Regions from separate parts of the Mus musculus genome. Here region 2 is linked to region 1. The links are chromatin loops, found by intact Hi-C in ENCODE. Cell type or tissue: heart. All regions are shown on one strand. Each heading gives the region's core, and the rest is flanking DNA. Links, peaks and the distances in the headings are about the cores only.

Region 1 (16,266 bases), core at 4,862-12,861:
GTCTCTACCTCCCAAGCACTGGGACTGCTAGACAAGAACTACCACGTGTGACTGAGAGACAAGAGATCTGAAAAAGATTTTTCATTCTCATTCCAAGGGTAAAAATGTTCTGGGTAACCTACTATTGGAGCTGGAGAAATTGCTCAGCAGTTAGGAACACAGGCTGTTCTTGAAGAGGGCCTGAGTTTGGTTTCTAGAAATCACACCATAAGGGCTTACAATCTCCATTTCAGGGAACCTGATGCCCTCTTCTGGCCTCTTTGAGCACCTTGTACGCGTACAAGCACACATACAGACATACAAATAAACTTTTTAAGCTGCTATTAGAGAATCTTTAAAATACTTTGAGATAAGTTTTTATTAAAGATTTATTTTATGCATGAGTACACTGTAGCTGTACAGATGGTTGTGAGCCTTCATGTGGTTGCTGGAAATTGATTTTAGTACCTCTGCTTGCTCTGGTCAGCCCGCTCACTCCGGTCAACCCTGCTTGCTCAGGCCCAAAGATTTATTATTATAAATAAGTACACTATAGCTGTCTTCAGACACACCAGAAGAGGGCGTCAGATCTCATTACGGATGGTTGTGAGCCACCATGTGGTGGTTGCTGTAATTTGAACTCAGGACCTTTGGAAGAGCAGTCATAATAATGCTGCTTTTGTTTTTTAATAAATTTAATGTACATTAGTGTTTTGCCTGTGTATATGTCTGTGTGAAGGTGTCAGAACCCCTGAAACTGGAGTTATAGTTTGCTGCCATCTGGGTGCTGGGAATTCAACCTGGAAAGCAGCTAGTGCTCTTAGCTGCTGAGTCATCTCAATAGCCATATAAATGGCTTTTTGTTTGGTTTTTTTGAGACAAGGTTTCTCTGTATAGCCCTGGCTGTGTCCTGGAACTCACTCTGTAGACCAGGCTGGCCTCAAACTCAGAAATCCGCCTGCCTCTGCTTTCCAAGTGCTGGGATTAAAGGCATGCACCACCACTGCCCGGCATAAATGCTACTTTAAAAACAATCTTTAGACTTCCAGTCTAAAAGCATGTTTGGTGTCATGAGCCTATAAATCTTAGCACCCAAGAGGATAGTAAAGCAGGACTGCTGGGAGATCCAGACCAGCCCGGGCTACATAAAACCAACTCCAAAAACATTCCCACTTTAAAACTACAGTCCTTGTGATATAGTACATCCCTAGCACCCTACCTAGTGCTAGTCCCAGCACTCAGAAGTAGAGGCAAAAGAATCAGAAGCCCAGAGTTAGTTACCCCTAGCTTCAAAGGAAATTCAAAGACTTATATAGCCTGGGCTATATAAAATGTTCTAGCCTTTTAGCTTGCATCATTTTATTCTTTTGTATACATTAAAGTTTTTCTCAATCGCTCGTGTGTGTTGTTGTGTGTGTGTGTGCCGTTTGTTGTTTGAAACAAGATTTGTGTATGTAACCTTGCCTGTCTGAGAACTCAAGAGATCCTCTTGCCTGTCCCTCACCCACCACCTCTCTCTCTCTCTCTCTCTCTCTCTCTCTCTCACGCTGGGATTAAAGGTGTGTGTGTGTGTGTTCACATTCTCAGCTCACCACATTTTAAGACAAGGAATATCCCTGGCTGCCCTGGAATTAACACATGTACCGCCCTCTACTCTAGACTATGGAGATCAAATGCCACCTCCACCCTATTTTTTCTTAAAACATTATGTATTTGTGTATGAGTACATAGGCATGTGTGTGGAGACCAGAAGAGGGTCTGGGTGTCCTTGTCTATTACCTCCAGCTATATTTTCTTTCTAAACATGTTTTATTACATTTTTATTTATGCCACACAGAACATACTGAGGTCAGAGAATAATTTGGTAGGAGTCATTTTTCTTTGTCATGTGAGTCTTTGAACTCATATCCTCGGGCTTGGAGCAGGGCGTGGTGGTTTACGCCTGTAATCCCAGCACTTGGGAGGCAAAGGCAGGTGGATTTCTGAGTTGCTTTGTTACCTAAGTGATGGGATGTAAACCCCAGTCCTTATGACTTTTTAGCCACTGGGTCTTCTCTCCAGCCCCCCTTCACCGTGTTTTTATTGAGACAGGATCTTCTTCCTGGAGCTTGCTATGTGCTATGCAGGCCAGGCTGGCCCCGAACTCCTTTTTGCGTCGAGTGGTAGGATTAAAGGCGTGCACTAAGATGCCACCTTGCTTTATGAGCTGGCTTCACTGAACCTGGAGCCTGCTTCAGGGATCCTCCTGTCTGGGCCTCCCAAGAGCTAGCTTTTATTTCAAGCATGGCTTCTCTGCCTTGCCCTGGCTGTCTGAACTTACCATGTCCTTACTTCAAACTGCCTGTCTCTGCTGAGACGTGCATGCTCCGTGACTATCTCAGTCTGCTTGTTTTTTTTTTGTTGTTGTTGTTTTTTTTTTGGTTTTTTGAGACAGGGTTTCTCTTTATAGCTCTGGCTGTCCTGGAGCTCACTTTGTAGACCAGGCTGGCCTCGAACTCAGAAATCCACCTGCCTCTGCCTCCCGAGTGCTGGGATCAAAGGCGTGCACCACCAGAAGTCTACATCAGTCTGCTTGTTAAATAAGTGATGGGGATTTAATACATGTCCTCATGCTTGCAAAGCAAGAACTGTTCTGTCCCTGTCCCTTTTTAACTACATCCACAGTGGTGAAAAAGCGAATGACTTACTGGCTGGCTAGCTGAATCTTGAAAATTCTTGTACTAACAGAGACAACACTAATTTGTCTTCTTTGAAACAAGTATTTTCTCTTTCCTCCAAGGTCTTCCACAGCTCCCCCTTTCTAGCAGTGTCTGGCTATAAGCACTCAATGCTCACGACAGGCCTAACTGTCTACCTAGTAAGAATAGTCAACTTCACTGCCTTCCAGCAGATGTCATCACCCGCTTTCATTAATGTTTCCTGTGCACTGACCAATCAACAAGAAGCTGTGATAGTCAGAGCAAAAGATGCATCTGGTGCAGGTGAGCTCTGGGGTCGTTTTTGTTGTTTTTTTTTTTTTTTCGAGACAGGGTTTCTCTGTGTAGCCTTGGCTGTCCTGGAACTCATTCTGTGGACCAAGCTCCCCTTGAACTCTGAGATCCGCCTGTCTCTGCCTCCCAAGTGCTGGGATTAAAGGTGTCTGCCACCACGCCCGGCTTTCTGGGGACTTTTTAAGATTTATTTTATGTATGAGTATGTGATCTTCATGCACACTAGAAGGCATCAAATCCCACTACAGATGGTTGCGAACCACCATGTAATTGCTGGGAATTGAACTTAAGGACTTCTTTAAGAGCAGCCAGTGCTCTTAATCACAGAGCCATCTCTCCAGCCCCACTGGGAACGAATTTTAATCCACACGGGAAAGGAATGTATTCACAATGGGCCTTCTGCTCTAGAGGCTGAGTCTCACTAAGCGTTGGCCAGGCTAGAACTGAACTCACGCTCAGATCTCTGGCTCCCTAGTCTACACTGCTCTCCCTGGTTTTCATAAAGACAAGGTCTCACCCTGTACCTGCAGCTCCTTGTAGCCATGTTCCTAAGGACCTACACATCCCGAATGCTGCAACTTTAGGTATACAGTACTCAGACCTTTTTATCGTTATTGTGTATTCCAGGAGACGGACTTTAATTCCGAATGTAGGAAGGTAGGATGACCTTTGACTTCTCATCTTCCCCACTTTCATGATACAGGGCAGTCACTGTACCAACTGATCTACACTGTCAGCCTCAAATGTATTTTATACTTAGGCTGAGCACGGTGACCCTGGTGGCCCAAAGCTGTAACCCCAGCATTTGAAAGATAAAGAAGTATACAACTTACCAATGCAGCCTTGCCAGGTAGAAGCAGCTATAACATTCAACCCATCTTCAGCTCATTCATTAAGTCATGTGAGCTCATCTGATCCCCACCAAACATTAAAATGTCCAGAAATCAAGTGTTAGGTAGGTCACCAAACATGGGCTTAGGCAATGCTACAATATTCTGCTCAAATTTATTTGGTCCTTGACCCAGAAAATATTTATATAAACAGCAACATATGGTAAGAGGTAACTGTAGGGTTTGTTGTTCATGTGTGGGTATTCACACTGAGTGTGAATGGAAACAGTCAACCTTCAGTGTGCCATGCCTCAGGCACCTAGACTGGCAGTTTCTCACTGGCCTGGAAGTAGACAGGTTTGCCTCTGCCTAGGATCACAAGCAGGTATGCAATTGGAATGTAACAGGAACCACAAGGGCCTGTGGGTACATAACACTCCAGTCTTAGTTTGGCAGGGGGTGGCGTATGCCTTTAATCCCAGCACCAGGGAGGCAAAGGCAGTTAGGCCTTAAACAAATCCAGCACACCAAGCATGTTGGCACATCCCTTTATCCCAGTACGCAGGAGGAAGAGACAGGCAGATCTGAATTCAAGGCCAGCCTGCTCTACAGAACAAGTGGAGGGCAGACAGATCTGTTTCACAGATAAACCCTGTCTCAAAAAAAAAAAAAAAAACCTTTGTCTGTAAAGTAATCCAGGTAGTATTTGCATAGTGTATGCAAAGCCCTGGGTACATGGCCTAGCAAGCACCTCAGATAACTGGCTAAAGTCTATGTCTATAATCCCAACACTTGAGGTAAGAGTCAAAAAGATCAAAATATCAAGGTCATTCCTGGCTGCATGGCAATCTAGCATGCAGCCAGGAATGTGTGTATGGAGGGGAGGGAGGGTACACACCACCTTACTGTAAAAGGTTCTCTAGACACAGCATGAAGATAAGGAACAGAGTCAGAACCTGAATCAGCAGGCTAGCAAGATGGCACTTGTCCTGTCTACCGACTAAGTCTAAGTCTAGAAAAGTCCTGACTTCCATGTATGTACCATGGTACCAGCATACAAATTAGAAATATAAACTAAATCTGCATAAAGCCACAAGTTTGAAGCTTCAAGTTGGTTTTTGTTTTTTTTTGGGGTTTTTTAAAAGTTTTTGTTTTTCGAGACAGGGTTTCTCTGTATAGCCCTGGCTGTCCTGGAACTCACTCTATAGACCAGGCTAGCCTCGAACTCAGAAATCCACCTGCCTCTACCTCTGGAGTGCTGGGATTAAAGGCGTGTGCCACCAGGCCCGGCGGGGCTTCAAGTTTACAAGTTTTCAAGCAGCAGACTTTGACTTGGGAGGACACAAGATTCTCACACTCCTGAACCAAAAAACAAAAGGACAAGATGATAAGGCCTCAATTTTCTTTTTTCAATATTTATTTAGGGCTGGAGAGATGGCTCACAACCATCTGTAATGGGATCTGAAGCCTTCTTCTGGTGAGTCTGAAGACAGTGACAGTGTATTCACATAATTTTTTTAAAAAATAAAGCAATCTTTTTTTTTCCACCCCTGCCCCTAAAGCAATCTTTTAAAATATTTAATGTAAGTACACTGTCTTCAGGCATACCAAAAAGGGGCATTGGACCCCATTACAGATGGTTGTGAGCCCCCATGTGGTTGCTGGGAATTGAACTCAGGACCTCTGGAAGAACAGTCAGTACTCTTAACTGCTGAGCCATCTCTCCAGCCAAAGCCTCAGTTTTCTAAGAGCTGCAATCTGAATTCCATTTGCAGGGCAGCAGGGGATCTGAGACAGTACCACTGTTAGTTGACACTGTCTTCTGATGTGAGATCCTCCCTGGTGTGGGGTCTCAGGGAAGCACCAGCACCACTAGTCCTCTGGTTTTCTCAGACAGGGTATGTGGACCTACCTATATGCTAGGATTACAGATGCATGCCAATATTCTTAAGCTTTTTAGGACATTTTCAAAGACATCTATTCTGGATGTTACTGTAATCATCCCATTATGTCCCATTACGGCAACGCAGATCACTGTGAAGACTCGGGTGTCTTCAAGAACTTCGTCGGTTCTTACCAGATCCTCCTGTTTACCCTCTTTGCTGTGCTGGCATCAACTTCTTTCATCTTTCTAGGTAAGGAGTATGCCTGTATACTCCTGCTTGCTTGCTTTGGAGACAGGGTTTTTTTTTTTTTTTTTTCTTTTGGTTTTTTTGAGACAGGGGTTCTCTGTGTAGCCCTGGCTGTCCTGGAACTCACTCTGTAGACCAGGCTGGCCTCAAACTCAGAAATCGTGCACCAACCACTGCCCGGCATGTGTATACTTCTGACTTTCAAAACCAAAGTTAAAAATTAGCTGTTTATCACAACTAATTCATGTCATGTAGATTAGATGTCAACTTTCAGGGTGTGGCACAGGCCTTTAATCCCAGCTTACAGAACAACCAAGGATACACACAAACTGTCTTGAAAAAATAGTATAGGCACTGGAGAGATGGCTCAGCAGTTAAGAGCACTGACTACTCTTCCAGAGGACCTGAGTTCAATTCCCAGCACCCACATGGCAGCCCACCTCTCTCTATAACTTCCAAGATCTAACACCCTCACATAGATGCATTAAACTAATGCACATAGAATAGCCAGTATCACTATTGCCCACACAGGTATTTTTAGCCAAAGGCTGTAAGAAAAATCCACCTAAGGGGAGCATTTGTATTCTCCAATAACTGGGAAGAAGCTGGATCCAGACCCTACCAGAATTATAAAAAATTCAAGCATTCAAGAGCATTTCCACTGAATCTACCTATGCATCTCATATAACCATCTCTGGATTACTTTTAACACCTACAGTACATGCTGCAAATATACTATAGCTGTTATACTATATTTGTACTGGTTAGGTAATTCTAAGTATCAGCATACAGGGCAGTTTAGAGGTAGACTAACTGAAAGCATTCCTTTTATACTAACACTTAAACCTCATTTTATTTAAAAACTTTTCTTACAGCCAGGTGTGGTGGCGTACGCCTTTAATCCCAGAATCCCAGCACTCAGAGGCAGGCAGATCTCTTGAGTTCGAGGCCAGCCTGGTCTACAGAGTGAGTTCCAGGACAGCCAGGGCTACAGAGAAACCCTGTCTGGAAAAAAACCAAAACAAAATAACAACAACAAAAAACCTTTTCTTACAATTACTTGCTTGGGTTAGGGAAGAAGGTAGCACAACCATGCCCTGACACAAGTGTGGGAGTCAAAGACAACTTGGGAAAAAACCTCCCTCTTCTACCATGTAGGTTTTGGGGACTTAAGACAGGCTTGTTGTTAAAGTCTGTTGGCTGGCCCTTAAATCTCACTTCTGAATGGACTGTAATCTTTGAGGCCTTTCCGCAAGCGCACAATCACATAAGCCCTTTTTGTGGCATTTCCTTTCTCCAGCACACAATGCCTTCCTGAACAAGGTTCAGACTATTCCAGTTGTTTATGTGCCAACAACAGGAACAACTCAGCCAGGTAAAGACCTGCCCTCACTCCGCAAGTTCAGATATGTCCGTCTCCAAGTTACCACCTTGATTGTCTCGCTTTTTTTTTTCTCCTAGGTTCTTACACGGCCACATGTTCCCCCCCTCACTTCCTGAGCTCACGGCCACCACTAGTGCAGAGTCGGCTACAACACTGGTTATGGAGTATAAAACACTAACCTAGTAGTCAGCGTCCCTCTAACTGTAGAGGACTGGAGATGCCTAATCCTGCACAAGTTTAGTAGCTAACTACAAAACTAAACCTCCAGATCAAGTTTGTAGTAAGTATAAATAAAAGCTCCTAGGTGGTTAAGTCACGTGTGTAAAGATTACATTTCTGAGGCTGGATTCCCGAAGCCCTCGGTGTCTGTCTGTTCCTAGCACCACAAAAACCGCAACAGCAGTACACACCTACAATGCCATCACTTGACAGGTATCCTGTCACATACACTTGAAGCTACCTAAGGCCATCTCAACAACACACAGAAAAACAGTAACCCTCTGCTTCTCAGGCACTGGGATTAAAGCAGCCTGGGTACCATTATCCCTAAATAAAGACAGTCCCCACTGTCACACACCTTTGTATGACACAATGTTTCCAATAACCATTGCTAAAAGTTACTACCAAAAAGACATAGAAGAGTAAGCCCAATTATACACTATCACCAGTTTTAAACCATGGTCTAAGATTTATACAGTGAATCTAGATAAAAATGCCCCCAATGGACTCTAGGTGTTTGGCCACTTACTTGACCCCAAAGGGACCACTCTTCTGTTTGCCCTGGGATATGTGAGGCACCACTTGCTACCAGTTAAACAAGACAAACATTATATATCCAAAACGTGTTTATTGGGAAGGTTCCCACTCATCTTCAATCAGGGGCTTTCAGTGCTGCTTCCTCCTGAAGGAGCATCCTGGAAGAAAAAGATGCAAACGTTACTTCTGCCTGCCACTGACCCTGCCTCATCTGCAGAGTGCTAAACCTTCCTAACAGGAGTGCAGCTGGCTTTACCAGCCGGAAGCCTTGCATTCTACTCAGCCTTTCACCTTAGGACCCCAAAGCCAAACAAAACCCCAACACTGAGACCACTCACCTTCTGTCAGCCTTGCTTTTCCACCTGTAGGCTGACAGAGGACAGTGGAGCAGCCAACACACAAGACTACCGTTTGTGCATGGCTAAAGACCGTGGTGATTTTATAGCATCCTGGGAAGAAAAAAAAAGAGAAGAAAAATGTTAACTTCTTTTATTCCTCTCCAAGTTACCACTTCTGAACTCGTAATAAAATCAAAAATTAAGTTACAACCATTAGTACAGTTTAGTTTTCCCGCACAGCTGAAAACCACTTCCTTACCTGGGCATTTCACGTCCATAAAGTAGGAATTGGGGCTCTGCACCAGGCGCTTTTTCTTGTGTTTCCTCTTCTCCTCTTCTGGAGAGGGATGAAGGAGATCCTTTGCGAGCTAAAAGGGGCAGAAATGCAAAGACTTAGAAGGTAATGGAGGAAAGAGATGATGGGAAAGAGCCCCCACTGGCACACACCGAGGAGAACTCGCCCCTCGCCGCCCCTGGTGTCTGCGTAGCTGGGCCGCCATCTTATCTCCTCTCCGCTCCCGTCTACGCGGCTGACCCGTGGGCCGCCGCGGCTCTGGTTACTGTCCTAAGAGACGCAGAGCGCACATGTGGACCCTGTAGGACCCGCAATTAGCGCAAGAGGACCGTGCGGACCCAAGAGCGAGTTCTCTGTCGAAACCTGGACCAAGGAACTCACAGGCATGTTCTCGTAGGGAGGTCGTCACCGCCGGAAAGGAGCGAAAGCGGAAATCCTGTTCCTTATATCTGATATGGGACAGGAAGTGACGAGCCGTGTTGCTTCGCCATCTTCGGAAGGTCTTCTACTCTGTTCGAATGCAACGGAATGCCCGTTGACTGCCATTTGTAGAAGGTCCGTAAAGGCTCCTCGCGTCGCGGGCGCGTAGCCATGGTGAGAGAGTTAGCTTCTATTTTGAGTTCAGAATTTAGCTGCTGTGGCGAGAAAAATGGATACTTTTTTCTCACGTAGTTTCCGACTACGCTTTGACAGCTGGAGTGTGATGGGAACATCACAGGTGAACACCAGCGAGAAGCTTTTATCCATGACATTTTTAGTTATTGATAGTCTTTACCATTTTCCAGTTGGTTTGATTTACGCTGATTAATAATTCTAGACGTAAATAGGTTTTTTTTTTTAAAAAATGAGATACCTGCTTGAAGCTGGGGGTGTACTACGCTGGTAGGTAGAGTGCGTGCTAAGAATGTGCAAAGCGTAAACTGGGCAGGGCGCAGTGGTGCTGTCAGTGGCTCAAGGCTGGAATCTCAGAACTTCAGAGGATGAAGCGGGAGGACGAGGAGTTCAAAATCATTCTAGGCACTGGGCTTCCTAGCAAGTTTGAGGTCTGAGTGGACTACAGGAGACCCTGTCTGAAAAAACAACAAAATCAAATCCTGTTCATATTTGCTCCACTGCAGCTAACCCTATTGTTTACCTTTATTGTTTTGTTGTTGCTGCTGTTTTCCAGTGCTAAAGATAGAGCCCGACTTTGTATTCTTACAATTCTTTACCTTTGAGGAATAAAATCAAATATCCTTACACCACTTGACACGTGCATTGCTTTTAAAGTGCTAATTAAAGGCCAGACGAGGTTGGTCACACCTTTATCACTGCATTCTGGCAAAGCATGGAAGAGACTGAGTTCTGGCCAGCCTGATCTAGCAAGTTGTAGGACAGCCAGAACTACAAGAGATGTCTCTAAAAACCAAATCAAAACAAAAAGTATGTTATTTAACTATGGAGCTGCTGTAACCATTACCACATTGTACAAATTTGTGTGTTTGCTGCTCAACACAGAGGCAGGTGGATCTCTGAATTCAAGTGTCTATAAATAAAATAATAAATAAATAGTCCATGCTTAAATGAATGCATGTTGATTTTGGATTTTGGCAATATACATGGCAGAGATATCTTGGGAAATAGATTCTAGGTTTAAAAATGAAATTCATGGCCAGGTGTGGTGGTGCACGCCTTTAATCCCAGCACCTGGGAGGCAGAGGCAGGCGGATTTCTGAGTTCAAGACCAGCCTGGTCTACAAAGCGAGTTCCGGGACAGCCAGGGCTACACAGAGAAACCCTGTCTCAAAAAAAAAAAAAAAAAAAAAAAAAGAAAGAAAGAAATTCATTCCTTTTCCTAGACTGAAAATAATTTCTTATAATACTTGTACATCTGCAATTTATCATGTGAGCAGAAGTATGAAAATGCAGGGGATGAGGGGGGAGGCAGGGACAGGGTTTCTCTGTGTAGCCTTGGCTGTCCTGGAGCTCACTCTGTAGACCAGTCTGGCCTTGAAATCAGAGATCCGCCTGCCTCTGCCTCCCGAGTGCTGACTCTAGTATGCCTGTACCACCAAGCTTTTTTGTTTGTTTTGAAGAAAGGGTCTTGGCCTCTGGCAGTAGTGGTGCACTCCTTTAATCCCATAACTTAGGAGGCAAGGCAGATCGGTGAATTTGAAGCCTCCCTGGTCTACAGAGAGAATTCCAGGACAGGCAGTCATCTACCCTAGTGGTTCTCAATCTTCCTTTTGCTTTAATACAGTTCCTCCATATTGTGGTTGCCCCAACCATAAAATTATTTCTGTTGCTACTTCATAACTGTAATTTTATTACTGTTGTAAATTGTAAGAATCCGTGTTTTCCAATGGTCTTCCATGACCCCTGTAAAAGGTCATTTGACGCCCCACAGGTGGTCACGAAAACCTCTACAGTAGGTACACTGAGCTTCATCCTGAGCTCTTAGTCGTTTGTTTTCCTTATGTCCTGAGTATTCAATTCAGGGCATTAGGCTTGGTGGCAAATGCCTTTTTACACTCACTGAGCCATGCTACCAACTTCTCCCTGCATGCACCCCCACCTTTTGTTTTTGGTTGGTTAATTTTGCTTTTTTGCTTGAAGTTAGGGTCTCTCTCTACAGAGCCTTGGCTATCCTGGACCTCACTGTGTAGACTAGGCTAGCCTCAAACTCACAGAAATCCACCTGCCTTGGTCTCCTGAGAGCTGGAATCCAAGGTGCACACCACTGTGCCCAGCTTTTTTTTTTTTCCTCTTTTTTTTTTAAAGATTTATTTATTTTATGTATATGAATGCTCCATCTGTATGTACAACTACACGCCAGAAGAGGGCATCATCTCATTACAGATGGCTGTGAGCTACCATGTGATTGCTGGGAATTGAACTCAGGACCTCTGGAAGAGCAGCCAGTGCTCTTCACCATTGAGCCATTTCTCTAGCCCCCAGCTTTTCTTTTTAAAAGTCATTTTCATATATGTATATAATACACTCTGGTCACACCACACCACTGTCTCTCCACAATGCTCCTCAGAACTCCTTCCTTTCCCATCCTGTCTTTTGGTTTTGTTTTTTTGATGCCCTGAGTTTAACCACAGCTGCCACCAGGGGCATGGTGGTAAAGCTGTCCATTAGACTCAGGTAACTCACTGGTGGCTGACCACTAAAGACAATAACATCTACTCTCCAGAGACCCATCAACTACTAATATCAGTCAAAGGGCTGGTTGCTTATTCTTTTTTTTTTTTTTTTTTTTTTCTTCGAGACAGGGTTTCTCTGTGTAGCTCTGGCTGTCCTGGAACTCACTCTGTAGACCAGGCTGGCCTCGAACTCAGAAATCCACCTGCCTCTGCCTCCCAAGTGCTGGGATTAAAGGCGTGCGCCACCACGCCCGGCTTTTGGTTGCTTATTCTTATTACTTATTTGAGACAAGCTCCCACTATGTATACCTGGCTGGCCTGGAACTTGTTATGTAGGCCAAGCTATCCTGGAACTCCTAGAGATCCTTCTGCCTCTGGAGTGCTGAGTATCAGGTCATAAGGAAAACTCCCAGTTCCCCAGATTCCAGAAGGCAGGCCAGATACCCAGAAATAGGCTCAACCCGGAATGTATGTTGAGGGATTTCTGGTGGCTAGTTAAAAGCCAGCATTCCTCAGGAAGTTGTAAAACTGGTTCCCTACCAAAAAGAGTCATTTCCCTTACCTCTGGCAAAAGGGACATGGGCTGCCTATTGGACCTCTCAGGATATCAGTTCAAGCTGGCCTCCAGGCTCTCACCATCACAAGTATGCATTGCACAAGTCCACACGCACCCTAGCCTTTCCCACCTCCTCCTCCACCCTAAACTCCCTCCAGCTCTGGGCTTCCCTTCCCCAACTACTCATCCTTCTTAGGCCAGGCTATGCTCACTTCTCTCTGTCTCCTGCTAGTCTCCCCTCTCTCACAGATAGCCTTGGCCATGTTTGCTCTACTTCTTTCTCTTTTTGCTTTGGACTCTTCCCAATGCTTCTGGCTGCTTTCTCTCATATCTACAGTAAAGACTTTCCCCTTAACCATTCCATGGAGCTGTCGTGTCAGTTTATACACTGGGTTTAAAGGTGTGTGCTATATAACACTCTCCACCTCACCCCAACATAGATTTTGACAGGATCCATTCTAGTTTCTTCTGTTGCTGTGATAAACATCCTAGCCAAAAGCAACTTGGTGAGGAAATGGAATTATCTGGCTTATAGGTTACAGTCCATTATTGAGGGAACTAAAGGCAGAAATTGAAACAGAAGCCAAGGAATACCACTGCCTTACTCCCAGGCTCACATTCAGCTCCTTATACAGCAGCCCCACCTGTCCAGGTATGGTAGCTCCCATATATAGGGCTAGGCTCTCTGACCTCAATTAGCAATAGAGAAATGCCTGGGGCTGGAGAGAGATGTCTCTGAGGTTAGCATCACTGGCTGCTCTTCCCTACTAGGGTAGGGGTTTGATTCTTAGCACCTACATAGTGGCTAGCAACCATGAAGGTTCACAACTGTCTGTAATCTGTAACTCCAGTTTCAGAAGATCCAACACCACCTTCTGGCCTCCCAAGGACACCTGGCATGTATATGCTACACGTACAAGCATGCACGGGCAAAATACACACACATACACACACACACACACACACACACACAGAGAGAGAGAGAGAGAGAGAGAGAGAGAGAGAGAGATCCTGTCTAAATGTTTTAAAAATAATAATAAAGAAAATTCCCCCATAGATAAGTCTACAGGCCAATCCAATGGTGATAATTCCTCAAGTTTCCTCCTCCCAGGTATGTCAAGTTGGCAACCAAGATTAGCAATCACAAGGTCTCCTGGTTGGCTTGCAACTCCCAACCAAGAGTAGGCTGACCTTAGTCATGCTTCTGTCTGACTTTCATTTTGCTTCTGTCTCCCGTGTGCTGGGACTGCAAATCCACCCTACCTGGACATCAGTGTGAGTTAGAGGTCAGGATTAGTCACTGAGGAAAACCAGAAAAGATTCAAGTCTGTGCTATAGCTTGAAATGCAATGAGCCCTGAGGGAATAAATAGAAGGGAATTGAAGCTCAATAGAATAGTACTTTGCCTAGTGTGCACAAAGCTCTGGGTTTGACCAATTCCCAACACCATTGAAAAAATAGAATAGTCAGATTGGTGTATTGAAGCAGGCACAGTGGTACCCGTGGATGCTGGTAGTTCTAGCTACTGAAGGGCTGAGTCCACATGATTACATGAGCCTCAAATTTGAGACTGATCTGGGCAATACAGACAGACCTTGCCTCAAATTAATGGTGAGATGGCTCTGGAGAAGTTTAGTTAAGCATCCTTCAGCATGTCCTCTGACTGCCACACTTTCACCATGGCATGGGTTGTTGGCAGTTCCTCTACGCTCCACCCCACAGTTACCTGGCAATAGCCAGGTGTGCCTGACTCAATATAAAAGGGGCTGCTTGCCCCCTCCTCACTCTCTTGCTCTCTCTTCTTGCTCTTGTTCCCTTACCCTCTTCTTCCTCTCTCCCCATTCCACTCCCCCCTCTCCATGTGCTCATGGCTTGCCTCTACTCTTCTACTTTCTCTCTCTCTCTCTCTCTCTCTCTCTCTCTCTCTCTCTCTCTCTCTCTCTCTCTCTCTCTCTCCCCTTAAGCTCCCTCCCAATACCCTGAATAAACTCTGTTCTATACTATACCATCGCATGGTGTGGCTGGTACCTCAGGGGGAAGGGATGCCTCAGCATGGGCTGGCAGAGGTACTCCCCTCCACCCACACCTTACTGCGTCTCCACAAAACATATCTCTGGTCTCTTTCTTTTTATAAAACACAACATTATGTGTGTGTACACATACAAATAAATGTAATGAATTAATTAATTAATAAAATAAACTGAATAGTTATTTGTGTGTGGTAGTTAATATGGATTGTCAACTTGACAGGATCTAGCATCACCTAGGTATCCAATGGCTGGCCATGTCTGGAGGAAAGTTCTAGATTGGATTATTTGAGGTGGGAAAAGCCTACCTGACAATGAGGACCACCATTCACTCTCCCGAATAAAAAAGGAGAGTGAGGTGAGCACCAGCATTCGTCTCTCTCCTTGAGTTTGGATGGAAAGCGACCAGATGCCCCATGCTCCTCCTGTCATGACAGAACTGCCTTCTGTAAGCCTCTCTCATAAGTTGTTTTGTCAAGTATTTTGTGTGTGTGTGTTGGGGGGGGGGGGAGTAACTGATACATTGTATTTGTGAGAGGACAAATGGAAACATAGATTATGGCAAACATAATGTAACAAATAAAGGGCTGGTGAGATGCCTCAGCGGGTAAGAGCACCCAACTGTTCTTCCAAAGGTCCTGAGTTCAAATCCCAGCAACCACATGGTGGTTCACAACCATCCATAAGGAGATCTGACTCCCTCTTCTGGAGTGTCTGAAGACAGCTACAGTGTACTTACATATAATAAATAAATAAATCTTTAAAAACAAACAAACAAACAAATAAAGACACTTTCCCACAGCCAGGACTCATCTGTTAGAAAAGCCTTTTCCTTTTTCCTTTTTTTTTTTTTTTTTTTTTTTTTTTGTTTTTTTCGAGACAGGGTTTCTCTGTATAGCCCTGGCTGTCCTGGAACTCACTTTGTAAACCAGGCTGGCCTCAAACTCAGAAATCGGCCTGCCTCTGCCTCTGCCTCCCAAGTGCTGGGATTAAAGGCATGCGCCACCACGCCCGGCTCTTTCTTTTTCTAACGGGACTGGAAAGATGATAAGAGCTGGCTGCTCTTGTAGTGGATCTGGGTTCAGTTCCCAGCAGGCACATGACAGCACCTCTAGACACTCCAGTTTCAGGGGATCGTTGCTGTCTTGTAGCCTCTGCAGGCATGCTAGTCATATAGTGAATAAACACATGTAGGCAAAACACTCGCTATAAAGAAAGTAAGTAAATAAAGATGAAAAGCTGGGCATGGTGGCTCCACAGTACTAATCTTCATACTTGAGGGGTAGAGGCAATAGGATTACCAGGCCTTGGGGTGCAGGTTGTGCTACTGAATTCAAGGCTCGCTCCAGATTGTGACTCGGCTCTGTGTGTTTTGAGTGTAATTGATGAGGCTGATTTTTATCGTTTTAGTTCTTCACTGTGCTCCACCAGGGGGCAGATTGATCCACCATACTAACCTCCTAACCCGCTTCTTTTCAAAGGGAATTGGGATTCGTAGTCTTAAGTAATGCATTGTTGACAGAAAATCCTAGGACATTTATCATAAACTCAAAAGCCTTTGAATAGCGCCTCAGCTTTTTACCAATTTCCAGTTACCACCCCTATCTTCACCATTGGTAAAATTCTTTCCCTCTTCCCCTAATCTCTTTGAAATTCTTTCCAATTCGGTCAAAAGAGAGGAAAGACAGCTAGCCAAAGGCAATGGGAAGGGCTAGGGAAACTGGCCCTCCGAGGCTGGGGAGGCAGCGCCCGGACTGCTGGAGCTGGACAGGCCTCTCCACTGGCGAAGAGGGGTGGAGCCGAGAGCAGGGCCGCCTCTCTTCTTTTCCCGGGGCCTGGGCGGAGAGGGAG
Region 2 (16,266 bases), core at 4,112-12,111, 130 kb before region 1:
AGTTTGGTCCATATCCAATATAGTCCAAGGGGAGAATGAGAGATCTGAAGGCTACTAGGACCCCTCTGGTGGCGAGAACTGCTAAAGTACCCTTCTGTGCTTCAGTGTTCCCCCCTCTTCTGTTCCTCTACTTTTGAGGGACCCACAGAGCTGCCAAGAACGAGTGGAAAGTTTCAAGGTCAGGGAGAACCTCCCCCACCCCCACTTTCCATTGTCTAAAATCAGCCTCAGCTGTTCCTCAATTTTTTTTTTCTTGCTGGTGATGTCAGTCTATCAATGTGTCTGACCCTGTGTTCCCCCAGGGGAACAGTGAAGGGATGGGAGGGAGCTAGAAAGACCATGTTAGGAAGAAGAGGTGGAGCCGCAAGCACAGATAAAGGTTCAAACCTGGGGAACTTTGAGTGACCCGGGTGGCAGCCCTTCCTCTCTGGCCCCAGCCTCCAGTTCTCCAGTGTTCACAGGTGAGCCCACCAACGGTCACAGCTCATGATGGAGGCCATCAAGAAAAAGATGCAGATGCTGAAGTTAGACAAAGAGAATGTTCTGGACCGAGCTGAGCAAGCTGAAGCTGAGCAGAAACAGGCAGAAGAAAGAAGCAAGCAGGTAGGTGCTGGTATGGACCTTTCCCACTTGCTGGTTGCAAGACAGAGATGGTCCAGGCAATGGTGGCACACACCCCTGTAATCCCAGCACTCAGGAGGCTGAGTTTCAAGGCAGCCAGAGGGGCAGGGGGTTCATGGGAGAGGCAGTGACCACTGGGCCAGCTTCTTTTTTGGGTGGGAGGAATGCCCCAGTCTCAATGAAGCCCCTCCCCCTGAACATCTAGGGCAGCAGTTCTCAACCTGAGAGTTGAGACCCCTTTGGGTCATTAACCCTTTCACAGGGGTTGCCTAAGACCATCAGAAAACACAGATACTTACATTATGATTTAAACAGTAGCAAAATTAACAGTTATGAAATAGCAATGAAAATAATTTTATGCGTGGGGGTCTCCACCACATGAGGAACTGTATGAAAAGGTCTCAGCACTAGAAAGGCTGAGCACCATTGCTTTAGGGTAGCCCCTTTGCACTGTCATGTGACCTTGAGAAAGCCGGTGGCCTCTTCCTAGCCACAGTGTGCCTGCAGGACTTAAGTAGAAGTAGACCACATTTTGAAGAATGTCTTACTTCTAAAGCAAAGGGTAAGGAATGATCCAACTCTCTCTGTCTCTCTGTCTCTCTCTGTAACATCACAGAAATAAGCTTCCCCACTAGATGTTTATCATTCAACAGTCTTGCATTAAAGCACCAGATGACTTGGTCACCTTGGGGCCAGACATTATAGGGTCTGAGGTGAAGCCATAGCCTGATGCCTGGAGCATGGCTGAAGAAGTGTGTCTCTCCTGGGGCTGGGCTCAGTGCTCTTTGGAGTCCAAGTATACACTGTTGTGTTTATGTCTTTGTGTGTTACTCTCTGGGCTCTGGCTCCAGCTAGAGGATGAACTAGCAACCATGCAGAAGAAGCTGAAAGGGACAGAGGATGAGCTGGACAAGTATTCGGAAGCTTTAAAGGATGCTCAGGAGAAGCTGGAGCTAGCAGAGAAGAAGGCAGCCGACGTGAGTATTGGGGGATGGCTTATTTGCCTTCTTACCCATAGACTGTGGGGACATATGCCAACATAATACTCTTGCACATGACAATGCGCTGGCATGCTCTTCTGTTGGGGTATACTTTCTTACTCAAAGACATGTTGAGATTGAGGGCATAGTTCAGTGGCAGCATGCTTTCCTAACGTGCATGGATCCCTGGGTTCTACACTAGCACACATGCACGAGAGAGAGAGAGAGAGAGAGAGAGAGAGAGAGAGAGAGATCTCATTTCTGCACTATTCAACCTCCTTCGCAGTAATCTAATGACCTTTTCCAGAACCTGGACAAAGGAGGGGCCTCCACATCCAGATGCATGCTCTCAGGTATCCACTCCCCCACCCCCCCATGCCACATTCTTAGCTTTTGTGTACAAGGTTTGGCATGTGCATGTGTGTATTAATAGGGAGCCTCTCATCTCTCAGTTACCCAAGAAAGCCAGCTTAGATTTCACAATAGAAAATGGAGGTCACACTGACCTTGGCCCTATATGGGTTTATTTGTCCTAGCCAAGGTGGACATCTGCCTTTATGCCATAGAGATGCTACAGAGAACTCTGATCATAGGAGAGCAGTGACGTATCAAGGGTGAACTATAACAGAAACTGGGAAGCAGGCTAAGGCAGTACCCCTAGATCTTACTCTACAGCCCTGAATAAATTACATAGTTCTTAAGAGCCTTTTCCCCTCTTAAAACGAAAATGAATTGCCTCTGCCCACCTCCTACTACAGTTTGGTACCCACTTTCCTTCATTTCCAACACTGACGTTTGCTGCAAAGAGAAACACAAGACTATATAGGACATCTGCTTTGAAGAAAAGTACCACAGGATGGTTTATTTTTTATTTGGGGTGCTGGGGATTAAATTCAGCCCTCCAACCAGCTACATTTACCTAGCCCATAGGGGTTTTAACAAAAACAACAAAAGGATATGTCAGTTACACAGGCATATCATACACAGTTCTCAGCATCCAGGTGAGGAGAAAACTAGAAGCTGATGTTATTTTAAATCATGTTTGGTTTTGGAAAACAGCTTAAAGGACAGAGTGGATCACTCCCGACGGACGCATTTAGATGCTCACGTTCAGTCTTTGCTGGGAGGCATCTGCTCTTCTCTTTCTTTCTTTTTTTTTTTTTTTCTAATATATTTTCTAGATGTATTTATTTGCTGGGCAGTGGTGGCGCACGCCTTTAATCCTAGCACTTGGTAGGCAGAAGCAGGCGGATTTCTGAGTTTGAGGCTAGCCTGGTCTACAGAGTGAGTTCCAGGACAGCCAGGGCTACACAGAGAAACACTGTTTCAAAAAAAAACAACAAAAAAAAAACCAAAAAACAGCCGGGCGTGGTGGCGCACACCTTTAATCCCAGCACTTGGGAGGCAGAGGCAGGCAGATTTCTGAGTTCGAGGCCAGCCTGGTCTACAAAGTGAGCTCCAGGACAGCCAGGGCTATACAGAGAAACCCTGTCTTGAAAACAAACAAACAAACAAACAAACAAAACAAAAAACAAAAAAAAAACCAAAACCAAAACAAAACAAAACAAGATTAATTTACTATATATAACTATTTATTATTACTAATATTTAGATATAAGTACACTGTAGCTGTTTTCAGATAGAAGAGGGTATAATATCTCATTATGGGTGATTGTGAGCCACCATGTGGTTACTGGGATTTGAACTCAGGACCTCTGTTAGAGCAGTCAGTGCTCTTACCCGCCGAGCCATTCTTTAGCCCAGGCTGTCCTCTTTCAAAGTCTCAGTGTAGTGAGTGTTAGAATATACAATACCAGAGATTAGTGATGCAAATCTGGTGACAAGCACTAAAGGCAGCCTCAGTGTCTAAAAGTCTTGTCCGGTACAAGCTGCTCCCTCTCTGTTCCAGCACTACCTGGCTAAAAAAATTTAAATATGTAAAATTTTGTCTTATTTTAAATCCTCAACTTACTCCTGTCTCCTTTGTTACCTTCTCACATACTCAGTAAGTACCTCTCATTGATCCATACAAGAACAAGAAATTGACTGGGCAGGGCAGCAGAGGCAGGCAGATCTTTGTTTGAGGACAGCCTAGTCTACATGGTGAGTTCCAGAACAGCTATGGCTATAGAGAGAGAATCTGTTTCAAACAAAACAAAACTACAACAAATAAACAAAAAAGAGGGGGAAATTTGTTGAAACAGAAGCAGGAAGAAAGGCATCTTTTCTCCAAGTACCACCTGTGGGCTAAGCCTGCCACAGACTGGTTTTGGAAGTAAAGTATTATGAGAACACATGTCTAGTGTTTTTTTTTTTTTCCTGTGCAATAAAATAACTGCTATAGAGTCCACATGACCTGTAAGCCAGACATTCCATCTGGCCCTTTACTAAAACTTTGCTGACCTTTGCTTTGAAGAGAACAAGAAAGCAAGGAGGGTGTCTGTAGGAGCTGAGAAGAGCATGGACCAGGGAAGAGCGCTGAGGTTTACTTAGAGAACGAAGATCGGAATGTGTGCATCATTGTGGAGAGGGTGCTCTGTCTAATACAAAAAGGGCTAACAGCTTAGCCTCCGACCTTGAGATTAATAAATAAGTAAACAGGAATGAGGGAGCCAACTGCTACGTGTCTACACTAGTAGTTTGGTTATCTGAGAAGCCTTCCTGAATGTGTGGGATTTTTTTAGGGCTGCTTGAACAAAGAGAGGGCACTGGTGTGGCAAGGTCAGCCCAATCCTGTTTTTTCTTCCCAGAGTTTATTAGCTACTGTTATAGTTTTAAGTTGTAGCAAAATATACATACACAAAATACACAGGTTTTTGTTTTGTTTTGTTTTTCAGACTTATTTATTTCTTGTATGTGAGTATACTTCAGAAGAGGGCTTCAGATCTCCATTACAGATGGCTGTGAGCCACTATGTGGTTGCTGGGAATTGAACTCAGGACCTCTGGAAGGGCAGTCAGTGCTCTTAAACACTGAGCCATCTCTCCAGCCCCAAAATATGCAATTTTAACCATGTTTATGCTACACTCTGCTGACAGTAAGAACGTATTTATATTTTGTGTAACCATGTGTAAGATCCTTGTGTGTGTGTATTGTTTATATGTGTGTGCTTGCCTGTGAGGGTCTGGAGGCAGAGATAGGCATTGGATGCCTTCCTGTATATCTGTCCGTCTTGTTTTTGGAGCCAGGGTCTCTCACTGAGGCCAGCTGGCCAGCAAGCCCTGGGATCTGCCTGTTTCTGTTCCCCTGCCCCTCCCCCAGTGCTGGGATTGCAGATGCGCAGAGCCACAGCTGGCTCTTCTGTGCATGCTGGGGAACTCAATTCAGTTCCTCAGGTTTGTGCGGCAGGTCACCATCCCAGCCATAAGATGCTCTTAAGCCAAGATGAAATTAGAAGCTGTTTAGGGACAAATAGGAGAAAGAGGAATGCAAGGGGTGGGACTCTGGACACAAGAGTCACAACACCCTTTTTTTAGGAACAAGTGTTGGGAAGGATGAGGAAATAGGAGACAGGGATGGTCACAGACACCTGTTGGTATGCTGCATTGTTTGTCACTAGGAAAACAATAGCCCTGGTTGGTCTTCTGGCTGCCAATCCATCATGCCTCTGAAAGCTACCGGGAGTCAACTCATCTGCTTCCCTAGATCACAAGGAGATTATCTGTACAAAGGAACCGGCCTCTGGAATGCAATTTGGTGTTGTCTCAACTTTGATTGGCCTTGAGCAGGTCTAAGGTTTCAGGGAGGTACAACAGTGCCACCTGCTGGTCAGAACTCAGATGATAAAAATTTTCACCAGCAGCTCCTCTGATGAAACTTAACTCAAAACAAGCTTGAGAAATACTTAGGCCATCAAAACAATTTTCCTGCATGCCAGAACCTTGTCTTCTGTCTTAGTTCCTGGGGAAGTGGGGAGTAATCAATGTGTACAGGATACGCTGCTGAGAAAATTATTGTTTGTTCAAGTTTTTTTTTTTTTTTGTGAATAGTCTCATTGTTCAGCAATCTTTTTTTTTTCCCCAAAAGAAAGGAACAGCCTGAGACCTAGAACCAGATATAAGTGTTTTCTGAACCCAGAGACTCCACAGAGCTAAATCCTCAGCCCCGAGTTAATATTCTTAGTTCTAAATCCTCTCTATATCCTATTTCTCAAGGGAAGGGAAGAGGTTTATCAAAGGAGGGATTTGTCATTGTTAGTTACTGAGAAGGCAGTAGAAATCCAGAGAAATAAAGATGTGATAGTTCACACTTGAAATTTCAGTTCTCAGGAAGCTGATACAGAAGGACCCAGAGGTTAAGACCACCCAAAATTACAAAAGTGAGTTGGAGGCCAGTCAGGACCACCTGAGATACAATCGCAAAACACAAAAATAAAGCCAAGCAAACAAAAACTCGGGAAGCAGGAGCCAGAGAGATGGCGCAGTGGTCAAGAGCACTGGCTGCTTTTCCAGAGGCTCTGGGTTCAATTCCCAGCGAAGATAGGGTAGCTCACAACCATTTATAATGTAATCTGATGCCCTCTTCTGGCATGCAGGTGCACATGTAGATAGAGCACTCATACGTAAAATAAATAAATGAATGAATCTTAAAAAACAAAACAAAAGACCTAGAGAAGCAAAGGGAAAACAAAATAAACCTCTTTATAGTTGTGCTTCCAGAAATCCTGAATGGTAGGTCCTGTAGAAGTAGTTTTTAACTCATTCTTTGGAGTACCTGAAAGCCAAAGTAAAACTAATGAAAGTTACTACAATTTAGAGGTGAGATTCCACAATCGTTTTGCTGTTGCACCAAGGATATGTTAGAGGTGTAAATATCTTGTCTACAAGAGGGATTGCACACAGATATTAAATTACCAAGTCCTAAATCATTCCAGGGGTCAAAGAGGGTGACATGTTAACTGCTCATTTGTATGGAGTCTCTCAAAAGCTACAGGAGAGAAGCTTGATATTCAAACAAAACACCTAAGTCCCGAGCTGATCCTAACAGAATGCCAACTTGCCCATCTCTTCCATCTGGTAGTTCCTTTATTGACTTCCAGATGGGAGAGAACTGTCTCAACAGTTTTGGGGGTTGTTTTGAGACAGCGTTTTATGTAGCTCAGACTAGCCTTAAATTCACCCTGTAGCCAAAGATGACCTTGAATTTCTGCTCTTTCTGTCTCACCCACTAAGTACCGAATGGTACTTATGGATACGTGCCACTAGGCTAGTTTAAGTGCTCCTGGAGATTCAGCCCAGGGCTTCGAATGTGCTTGGCTAGTGCTTTACAAACTGAGCAATATCCACAGCTCCTCCTAATAGATTTTCAAAGGACCTCACTGGGACTCCTTGCAAGGTGAAGGCTAGAGTCTTCTGTCTAGGCTTGTCTCAGAACCTGGTTTTGGAATCTGTCCTAGACTGAGTAGAAGTGGAAGCACATGGGATATTTTAAATTGCGGAGCGGGAGCAGACGCAGTGGTAGGGAGGCACCGGATAAGAGAGGGGTCAACTGCGTAAGTGTTCACGACAGCACCATTTTAGTAAATGGGACAGCCATTGTTACGAGACAGCCTGGTGGGTGAGGCTAGACTATGAAGCGCCTCTCAGTTACTATGGTAGCCTTACCAAACCCCGCCCCCTTTACTGGACTAAGGAAAGACGGCCCTGAGTGGTCGCCTAGGGTTACTGGGAGGCTCCACCCTTCACTTTCTGCGGGCTGCCCGAGTGGACTGCGTTCCCGCCTGCTTGGCAGGGGGAGGACGCGCGGTGGCGGCGGCGTCACATCCCGGCGTATGAGTGAGTTCCGGTATTTCAGGGCGGAGCAGGCGGAAGTAGGGTGAAAAGCGGCTACAACGCCGAGCGGAGGAGGTAGGAACCTGATTTCCAGAAGCAGCTTGTAGGCACCATGGCCGGGACCACCACCATCGAGGCGGTAAAGCGCAAGATCCAGGTTCTGCAGCAGCAAGCTGATGATGCGGAGGAAAGGGCCGAGCGCCTCCAGCGGGAAGTGGAGGGAGAAAGGCGGGCCCGGGAGCAGGTACGCACGGAGAGCCGAGGCGCAGCAGGGAAGGGCTCGGCGTCCCTCTGCTGTGCTCAGCTCCATGGAGCCTTGGAAACCCGGACTAGTCATGGAGTCCTAAGGTTGGGTGGGACTCGATTACGATGGCCCGGTAAGCGGATGCGGAGGAAACTTAAGTGCTCACGCGAGCAGGCTAGACCCTGGAAAGAATCGAGCCCCGCGCGGCGCGGGCTGCCCTCTCCCTTTTTCCCCCCAGCTCATTCATTCGGTCCCTCGGAGCCGGGCGCGGTCAGGGGAGGGGCTCGGCGGCCTTTCCCTCCCCCACTTCTCTGCGAAGGGTGGGGACCTTTTACTCTCGCCTGAGGTTTCCGGTCTGAGGGGTAGAAGTGAGCGCTCCTCTGGGCTGGGAGGGGCCGAGCGTAACCTGTGAAAAATGAGGGTGGGAGGTGGGAGCCGCCGGAAAGCCCCCGACCTGGCCCACTGGCGGCTTTTCCGCTCCCTCCTCCTCCTGCTCAGGAAATGAGCCAGCAGTTGGCTGAGAGGAAGCGCGGTTCCCTCCCTCACTGGTCGAGCTTAAGGCCGCGCCACCTCCTCGCATCCTCGAGCCTGGGGACCTTTCCTAACTAACTGGCACTCCCGCCCCTCACTTGTGAAGTGGGAGAGGAGCTGCTACTTCGCCCGTTGTTAGCAAATGTCGGAGCCAGCAAAGTTCCTAGACCCTGCCCATCAGGACCTGGAAGGCAGGAACTTCTGCCAGATTCAGGCCTGAAATGTGAGCAGTACAAATTTGAACATTCCTCCTAAGCTGGCTGATAAGGGAGTGTGTAGCAGAGAGTCAGATGCCACGCCAGTTTTAAGGTTTCTGACTGATTGGAACACTGGAGGATGGGAACAGATTAGAGAGTGGCGCTGCTGATTTCGGGGGGGGGGGGGGAGGCTGTTTTCTCAGTTAACCCAGTACAGTGGTTTTTGTTCAACTGAAAGTGTTAGTGGGATGAATGGATTCCTGCTTAGGACCTAATGAAAAAGAACTCAGTGGCTTACTGGAGTTTTATATATACATACATATATATATATATATATATATTTTTTTTTTTTTTTTGGTTTTTCGAGACAGGGTTTCTCCGTGTAGCCCTGGCTGTCCTGAAACTCACTTTGTAGACCAGGCTGACCTCGAACTCAGAAATCCGCCTGCCTCTGCCTCCCGAGTGCTGGGATTAAAGGCGTGTGCCACCACACCGGGCTTGAAGTTCTTTATTGCTCTTGCTTTTGGTGTCTTTTCAATCTTTTGATGTTCATTTGAGGAGTAACTATTTTTGAGGGGGCAAAAGGGATGAGTGTGGAAAAGGAGACCACAGCTCCCTTCCAAGATAATGTTTTAACTTTATTAAAATGCTTTATAACTGGGCATAGAGAGGACAGCTTGTCTTTCCATAGGCGTCCAGTATGGTTGTTTTGAGACAGGGTGTCCATTTGCATTCCCAGCAGTCCTGCATAAGCCTCCCAAGTGCTGGAATTACTGTGGGCTTGCTTGGCCACTCCTGGCATGCCTGCAACTTCTCCTTATCAAGTCTAGTGAGATTGCTGTAGAAATGAGGAAGTCTTCAGAAGGGAAAATGGAGAGTGTGGTGGAGAGAATTGGCCATGTGCTGCAGAGTGTTAGGCTGATGTCTAAGTGTGGGAGTGGTTTAGGGTAGGTAGGGTGTGTCTGTCTGTCTGTCTGTCTGTCCCAGTTTGGTCCTTTTCCTTGTAGGCACATTTGGCATTCACTCCTTTCTTCTGTGTGATGTCTCTGGGATATAAACCACAGGAGGGAGTGTTTGCACATGTTCAGGGCTTACCAAATGTGCTTATTTCACAGAAGTCTCCTGAGGAAGTCCTCGGAAGGAGGAAGTAGGGTGGTAGTTAAATATTGATGAAACTAGTATCTTTGTGAGCTTTTGACTTTTTGCACTCTCGAACTTTGAGCCTCTACTGAAGAGTCACAGAAGGAAGGGGGATGCTTGAGTCACCTCTTCTAGGGCCACTGGAATGTGGGTTTTGTAGTCTCCTGCCACAGTACCTGGTGGGATCCTTTATTGTGATATTAGTAGACTGTCTTTTTCCACTTTGTGTGGGGATCCAAGTTGCCTTTGTTAAGCTAGATGTGAGGTTCTGAGGTAGGACAGGCCATTTAGAGTATAGCTTGCTGCCTGCGAAGTTTTACTTTCAGTTTTGAATTTCCTTTGTATTTAGTAAGAGGGTTCTATTGTTTTTTAAGCTGTGCTGGGATCAGACTTGGGCCTTACCCCAGGCAAGCTTTCTACCATTCAGCTACACCCTGCTTTGTCTAGACTTCAACAGGTGACAGTGCAAAATTAAGTGCGCTTATTGTTAGCGATAAAAAGATGCATATTTAACATGAAAACTTACCTGCCCCGGCTGGCCTTGGGTTCTGGACTCAACCGATCCTTGTGCTTTGCCTCTGGAATAGTCTCCTCCGGGGTTCAACTGCCAAGCCTGCGTTTCCACTGTTATCTTTCCTTCTTAGTACTAATTTTATTCAGAAGTATGGGTGTCTGACCCCCTTGAGCTGGAACTGCCAGTACTTGTGGATGCAACTCCCACCCCACCATGTTGGACTGGTCCCAGGAGCCAAGGTCTGCAAGAGCAGCTCTCCCTACTGAGCCATCCTGCCAGCCTCACTGTAACCATTTTTAAGTGAATGGTTCATCTTACCCTTTAAAAAATATTTCGCCGGGCGTAAAAAAAAAAAAAAAATTTCTCCTGCCAGGCAGTGGTGGCACACGCCTTTGATCCCAGCACTTGGGAGACAGAGGCAGGCAGATTTCTGAGTTCGAGGCCACCCTGGTCTACCAAGTGAGTTCCAGGACAGCCAGGGCTACACAGAGAAACCCTGTCTCTGAAAAAAACAAAATCAAACTATACACACACACACACATATATTTCTCCAAGTTTCCCATAGTATTTTTGATTTTTCCTTTTGTTGTGCCTTAAAACATTGGAAATAACACCAAGGGAAGAAGAGTGGGCTTTGAACACAGGTTCTAACTTTGAGCCTAAATTCTTGGTCTCCGAAGGAGGGGTAGGATATTTGGGTGTTTGTTCCTCTCTTTGTTAGAGGCTTGGATTGGTTTGGCTGCTGCTTGCCTTCCTCTGCCCCCCATTTCAGAGCACACTGCTCCAGGAGAGGCAAACAACCCTTTGCTCTGAGTGCCTCTGCTAGACTCCACCTTTGTTGACTCTGGGACGGCAGATAACTTCAATTCCCAGCTTTCCTGCCCCTTGGTAGAATTTCCCCAGGACAAGCTCACTGGGAGAGGCATGCATGGGAACACAGGGCACAGCAGTCCTTTCTTCAGCATGGGCCTGGCTTTTCTAGTACTGTGTCTATCCTGAATTACACCTGTGACTTTTATATCTAAAACGAGAAACCCCAGTGTGGCAGAGTGCCAGATTTAGACTTCTCCCGTCTGTCCTTGGCCCTGCTCTGTCTCTGCCTACCAGCTCTCGCAGCTCCTTACATTAAGGGATGTGGTATGCTTTGGGCCTCTTTTCACATTAAAACTACTATCGAGTATGCATGTAATGTTTGTGGGTCGTACACGCGCCATAACGTGTGTTGAGGTCAGAGGGCAACTTTGTGGAGTCCCATTTTCACCATTCTGTGGGTTCAGGGGATCAAATCCAGGTTGTCAGGCTTGCACAGGAGGACAGCCCACTGTAGCATTTAAACTAAAACTTCTGTCATAGACAAGACTGCCGTCAGCCATCTTTTAATGTGACCAAATGGCTGCTGCATTCCACCACCGAATTTTGCTTCCTGAACAATGGAGACTCCTGTTACTGTTGAATGGAAGACCTCACACTGTAGCCTCTAAATTGTGGGGAGGTAGGCAGGCTCTACTGGGCATTAGGTGAAATCTAGAATAATGGGGGAAAAAAAAACCCCAAAACAAAAAACCATAGAGTGTAGTGTTTCTCAAACTCAGGCTAGCCTGCCCCGGGAGCTGGTGTGGCCTGCTGACCTGAGCGGTGTGTGAGCTGTCTTCCGTATTCCTCTGGAGGGAGTATCAGATTTTGATTTTTGCAGCCTTTTGTTTCCTTGTAAAGAGAACTGCTCAGCTATAGGGAAGAAGTAGAACTTTCTGCCCTAAACCTACCACCCTCTGGATCAGCTGAAGCTTTTGCTGGGACTCCTTAATCTTTGGTTCTTCTAACACAGGCTTGCTCTTGCAAGTGCACCAAGAGGTGTTTTCTCTTCCTCTTTTTCCACCCTTGTGAAGAATTCAGTTGTAAATGCTGTTTGGTAGAAGAAAGTGCCAGAGCCAGCTTGTTGCCATGGGAACTATACCCTGCCCCCAGAGCCTGTTATCTTTTTCCAGTTTGGGTAACTAGGAGCTGGAAAGGGACTTAACATTTCATGTGCTTCCTGCAGATCCAGCTGCATTTTTCTCTTTAATTCCCCCCACCCCCAGGTTTATTGATTTTTCTGTGAATCAGTGTTTTTGCCTGTGTGGTGTATGTATGTGTACCATGTATGTGTTTGGTGCCCATGGAAGTCAGAAGAGGGCTTTGGAGCCTCTGAAACTGGAATTATGGATGGTTGTGGATCACTGTGTGGGTGCTGGGAATCAAACCTGGGTTCTCTGTAAGAGCAACTGGTGCTGTTAACTGCCGAGCCATCTCTCCAGCCCCTCAGGCTGCATTTTTCATGTTTTTGTTGTAACCGTCGTAAGGGGTAAGTACTGTGTGGTATTGTGAGTGTATCACAGCCCTGGTCTGATAGCCTGGCTTGCTCTGGACTGGTTGGCCCTGTTGAGTTTGTGAGGATAAATCTGTGTTGTCTTCCAGGACATCTGTTTTCCTAGAAGAGACAGAACTAGAGAATGCTTGCCTTTGTGGTGTTCTGAATGGTAGAGTTAGGAACACAAATGGTTTCTCAGGAATTTCAATTTATGTAGACTTCTCAGTTTAATTTTTTTCCCTTATCCTGGTCTCCTGCCTCCTTCCCCAATCTCTCCTGTGTTTGTATGTGGAAATTTTTGTTCCAATCCTGACTGTTAGCAGGATCTTATCCAGTTATATCCCTCCCTGTAGGGCTGATGGCCCAGATTCTCCAGCTGCTACCACCCTTGACTGTTAGAGGAAACCAGGGTAATGGAATTCAGGCACAGTCTGGGCTGGAGAGGGGAGCCAGAGTTCACCGGGATAGAAGCGTTTGAACGTCATCATGTGTAGCAAAGATCTTAAATTTGGGGTGGTGTTTATTTGTTTGAAACAGGGTCTCCTTGGGTAGCCCACGTTGGCATTGAACTTACCCTGTCTTCAGAGTGCTAGATTGTGGCCACGTATAATCCCATCTGTGAGAACCCCTTCCAGACTGACAGTAGACCAGCTATGTTGGTGACTTACTTGGACTTGAGCGTGTGCTTTGTTGCATATGAAGCCAGGGAAGTTACTATTAGGAATTGTACTGAAGTCCAGTGAAGCTTAGTAGGAGGTTGTTAGAGGCATAGAATAGAAAGGCAGGCAGCCAGCCAGAGGCGTGGCGCTAGGTGGAAGCTAGGGTTCTTGTTTGTTTTTTATAAGGGAACACACTGAAGGGGCGGGGTGGGGGAAGATGGACAGTTTGTGGGGACTAGTTCTCTTTGTCCCCCGTGTGGTTCCCAGAAGTAGGGCTCAGATCCTCAGCCTTGGCATCTGGTACCTTTAGCTGTTGAGTCATCTTTGCAGCCCAAGAGAGCCCAATCTTGCGTCCTTTCCCTTTCCTGTCTGGAGAGCTGTCTGGAAGGCATTAGTTGGTCATCTTCCTGGTGTGTTCGGGGAAGGAGATCACAAGGTTAAACTGGTATACATAGAGAAATATAAAATGATAGAAATACTAAACACCGGGTATCCTGGCATTTGCCTGTAGTCCCAACACTCAGGAGGATCTGGAGTTGAAAACTGGAAGTAGCTGTCATTGAAGGAGAAGTCTGTCTCCTCTAGCTGCTTTTTTGAGACAGGATCTCACTGTGTAGACTAGGACTAGACTGGCTTCAGACTCAGGGAGACCTACTTGCCTCTGCCTCCTGCGTGCCACAATTGAAGGTGTGTGTCAATACACCCGGCTTTGTTGGCCCTTATAGGTTCTGGGATTTGAATTGAGTCCAGAAGAGAAAAAATGATACTGTGTGGATAAGGAACTGAATTTTAGAATGCTCTGCAGGGCTGAGGGTACCACCCCTTTGTTAGAGTGCTTGTCGGACATGCACAAAACCCTGGGTTCTATCCCTCACACAGCATAAATTGGACATTGTGGAACATACCTGTAATCTCAACACTTGGGAGGTACTCCATGGCACGTTCAAGCCAGCGTGGGCTACGTGAGGTTAGTTCACATGAGCAAAACATTTCCTGTTTAACCAATGGGAGTTCTTAGCTAGGGAAGGAGGAAACTGATTAGTAATCATGTAGTTAGATCTTTAGCATTTAAAGCAAGACAGGCTCTATCTTACCTACACGACTGGCTTCTTCATAGTAGTCAGGTCTAGCCTTCTGTTACAGTTGGTTTTCTCACCAGAAGTTGATTTGTTTTCCATTTCCCATTGATTGAAGGCTGAAGCTGAGGTGGCCTCCTTGAACCGCAGGATCCAGCTGGTTGAAGAGGAGCTGGACCGTGCGCAGGAGCGCCTTGCCACTGCTTTGCAGAAGCTGGAGGAAGCAGAGAAGGCTGCTGATGAGAGTGAGAGGTGTGTGAATCCCAAAAGAATAGGCCGGCGGGGCTTCTGGGTGGAGCAGCCCTCTCCTGCCTGGCCTGAGGTGTCCTGGGTTCCATCCCTGGCACTGCAGACAGTAAAGCTGATAGTGGCTCTGACCTGGATTTTCCACTAGACCTGTTTTTTGTTTTGTTTGTGTTTTTTGTTTGAGGCATGGTCTCATGTAACCCAGACTGGCTTTGAACTCTTGAGCCTCCCGCCTCCACTCTTTGGGTTTGTTTTTGTTTGTTTGTTTGGTTTTGGTTTTGGTTTTTTGAGACAGGGTTTCTCTGTGTAGCCCTGGCTGTCCTGGAACTCACTTTGTAGACCAGGCTGGCCTCGAACTCAGAAATCCGCCTGCCTCTGCCGCCTGAGTGCTGGGATTAAAGGTGTGCGCCACCATGCTGGGCTTCGCCTCCACTTTTTAATTGCTGGGATTGCAGGCCTGTTCCACCGTATCCTGGTCTAGACCTGCTTTTGTTTTTGCAGATTGAACACAGTATCTACCTTCTGTGCTAAGCACATCCTCTACCACTGACTTACCCTCCCAGCCCCTGAGACCTACTTTTTAAATGGTAGTGATTTTATATTACTAGTATTATTTTATACTATGCAAATTGAACTCGGGCCTTGCAAATACCAGGCACCTGTTCTATTGTTAAATCCCATTCCCTGGCCCAAATTTGTTTGTTTTATAAGGAAAAGTTTTCAGTTAAATGGTACAGGTGCTGGAATGCTATGGAATTTCTGTTTGGGCAGCGGAACAGGAATGGGACTGGGAAGGGCGTGGTTTTGAGTGTTTGAAATGGAGTTGATGCCCAGCTCAGAATGTCATTGCTGTGTTCATTCTTTCATTCTGTTTCCGGCAGAGGTATGAAGGTGATTGAAAATCGGGCTCTAAAAGATGAAGAAAAGATGGAACTCCAGGAAATCCAGCTAAAGGAAGCAAAGCACATTGCAGAAGAGGCCGATAGGAAGTATGAAGAGGTGAGTTGCCTCTGCAGTGCGTGCGGGCCCTGCAAAGACAGTCAAGAGGGGATAGCTATCGCCCTGGCTTGATTGAGCCGTACTGGGGTCTTTTCTTCTAGGTGGCTCGTAAGTTGGTGATTATTGAAGGAGACTTGGAACGCACGGAGGAACGTGCTGAGCTGGCAGAGTCGTGAGTATTTTGTCTCCAGATCTTGTCAGCTCATCCTGCCTGCTTGGGCACTAATTCCGAGTAAACTAGCCTTCCTTTGACCTTGTTAAACAGGCCCTGGAGGGTGGTGGTCCTCTGTAGTGCTTTTAGCCTCCAAGAATGGCTTTGGGCTTTCTCTTACCTTGACTAGAAACAGGGAACAAAGCTTGCTTATTCTTGGGAAGATTCTCAAATAGAGGGACCATAGAGACTAATATGGCCACTGGCTAGTTGGAAGATCCTATTGGGTCCTTCCTCCTGGAATCTATTCCTCCTTGGCCTGTACCGATTTCGGGCCTGGTCTCTTTTTTTTTTTTTTTTTTTTTTTTTTTACAAACTTTGCCAATCTGCCTGGAAACTTGAGAGCAAAGGCTTTAGAGAAATCACCTGCTGCCTTGGTACCAGCTTGGCCTTGTGTAACAAAGTCAGCGTGGATGTGTATGTGTTGTGCTTGCCTCGCACACTCCCCGTCCTCTTCAGACATGACATATATCATGACCATGGCGGTGTTTCCTTTCCATCTGTTTGTTGTTTTGACCCACCCCACACCCCGTCTTGCGGCTTGTTTTCTTGCTCTTCCTTTTTTAACCTTTTCCCCACAACCTGGCTTGTGCCATTCCCGTGACTGTCACTAACAGCCGTTGCCGAGAGATGGATGAACAGATCAGACTGATGGACCAGAACCTGAAGTGTCTGAGTGCTGCTGAAGAAAAGGTACTAACCCTGAAGCCCGCGCACGGAGAGCTTCCTT

What was found. A loop is a pair of places that touch in the nucleus more often than their neighbours do. Peaks named below come from ENCODE experiments on the same cell type or tissue, not always from the same donor. Only the 100,000 strongest peaks of a DNase experiment are listed, where the experiment ranks them.
Region 2: it touches region 1 in a loop (7-fold over the local background); 6 of 42 quality-filtered maps call a loop at or near these places.

What each region holds. Positions count from the first base shown.
Region 1 is chr3:90,204,525-90,220,790 of GRCm38, forward strand. Nup210l (nucleoporin 210-like) reads left to right here. Exons shown (of 40, transcript NM_029937.2): 37 at 2,759-2,960; 38 at 5,830-5,934; 39 at 7,232-7,306; 40 at 7,393-7,627. The coding sequence ends at 7,493. It overlaps Rps27 (ribosomal protein S27), which reads right to left and starts at 9,124. Exons shown (of 4, transcript NM_027015.4): 1 at 9,086-9,124; 2 at 8,669-8,777; 3 at 8,410-8,520; 4 at 8,143-8,229. The coding sequence starts at 9,091. The coding sequence ends at 8,201. It overlaps Rab13 (RAB13, member RAS oncogene family), which reads left to right and starts at 16,260. Exons shown (of 8, transcript NM_026677.4): 1 at 16,260-16,266. In heart, for the core only: a CTCF peak has its summit at 11,513 (motif pointing right); a DNase peak (open chromatin) is centred at 9,167; H3K4me3 peaks cover 3,566 bases; H3K27ac peaks cover 1,722 bases.
Region 2 is chr3:90,072,248-90,088,513 of GRCm38, forward strand. Tpm3 (tropomyosin 3, gamma) reads left to right here and starts at 404. Exons shown (of 10, transcript NM_001293748.1): 1 at 404-603; 2 at 1,473-1,598; 3 at 14,199-14,332; 4 at 15,208-15,325; 5 at 15,427-15,497. The coding sequence starts at 487. In heart, for the core only: CTCF peaks have their summits at 5,365 (motif pointing left) and 6,129 (motif pointing left); DNase peaks (open chromatin) are centred at 4,884, 5,224, 7,304, 8,044 and 1 weaker place; H3K4me3 peaks cover 5,700 bases; H3K27ac peaks cover 4,965 bases.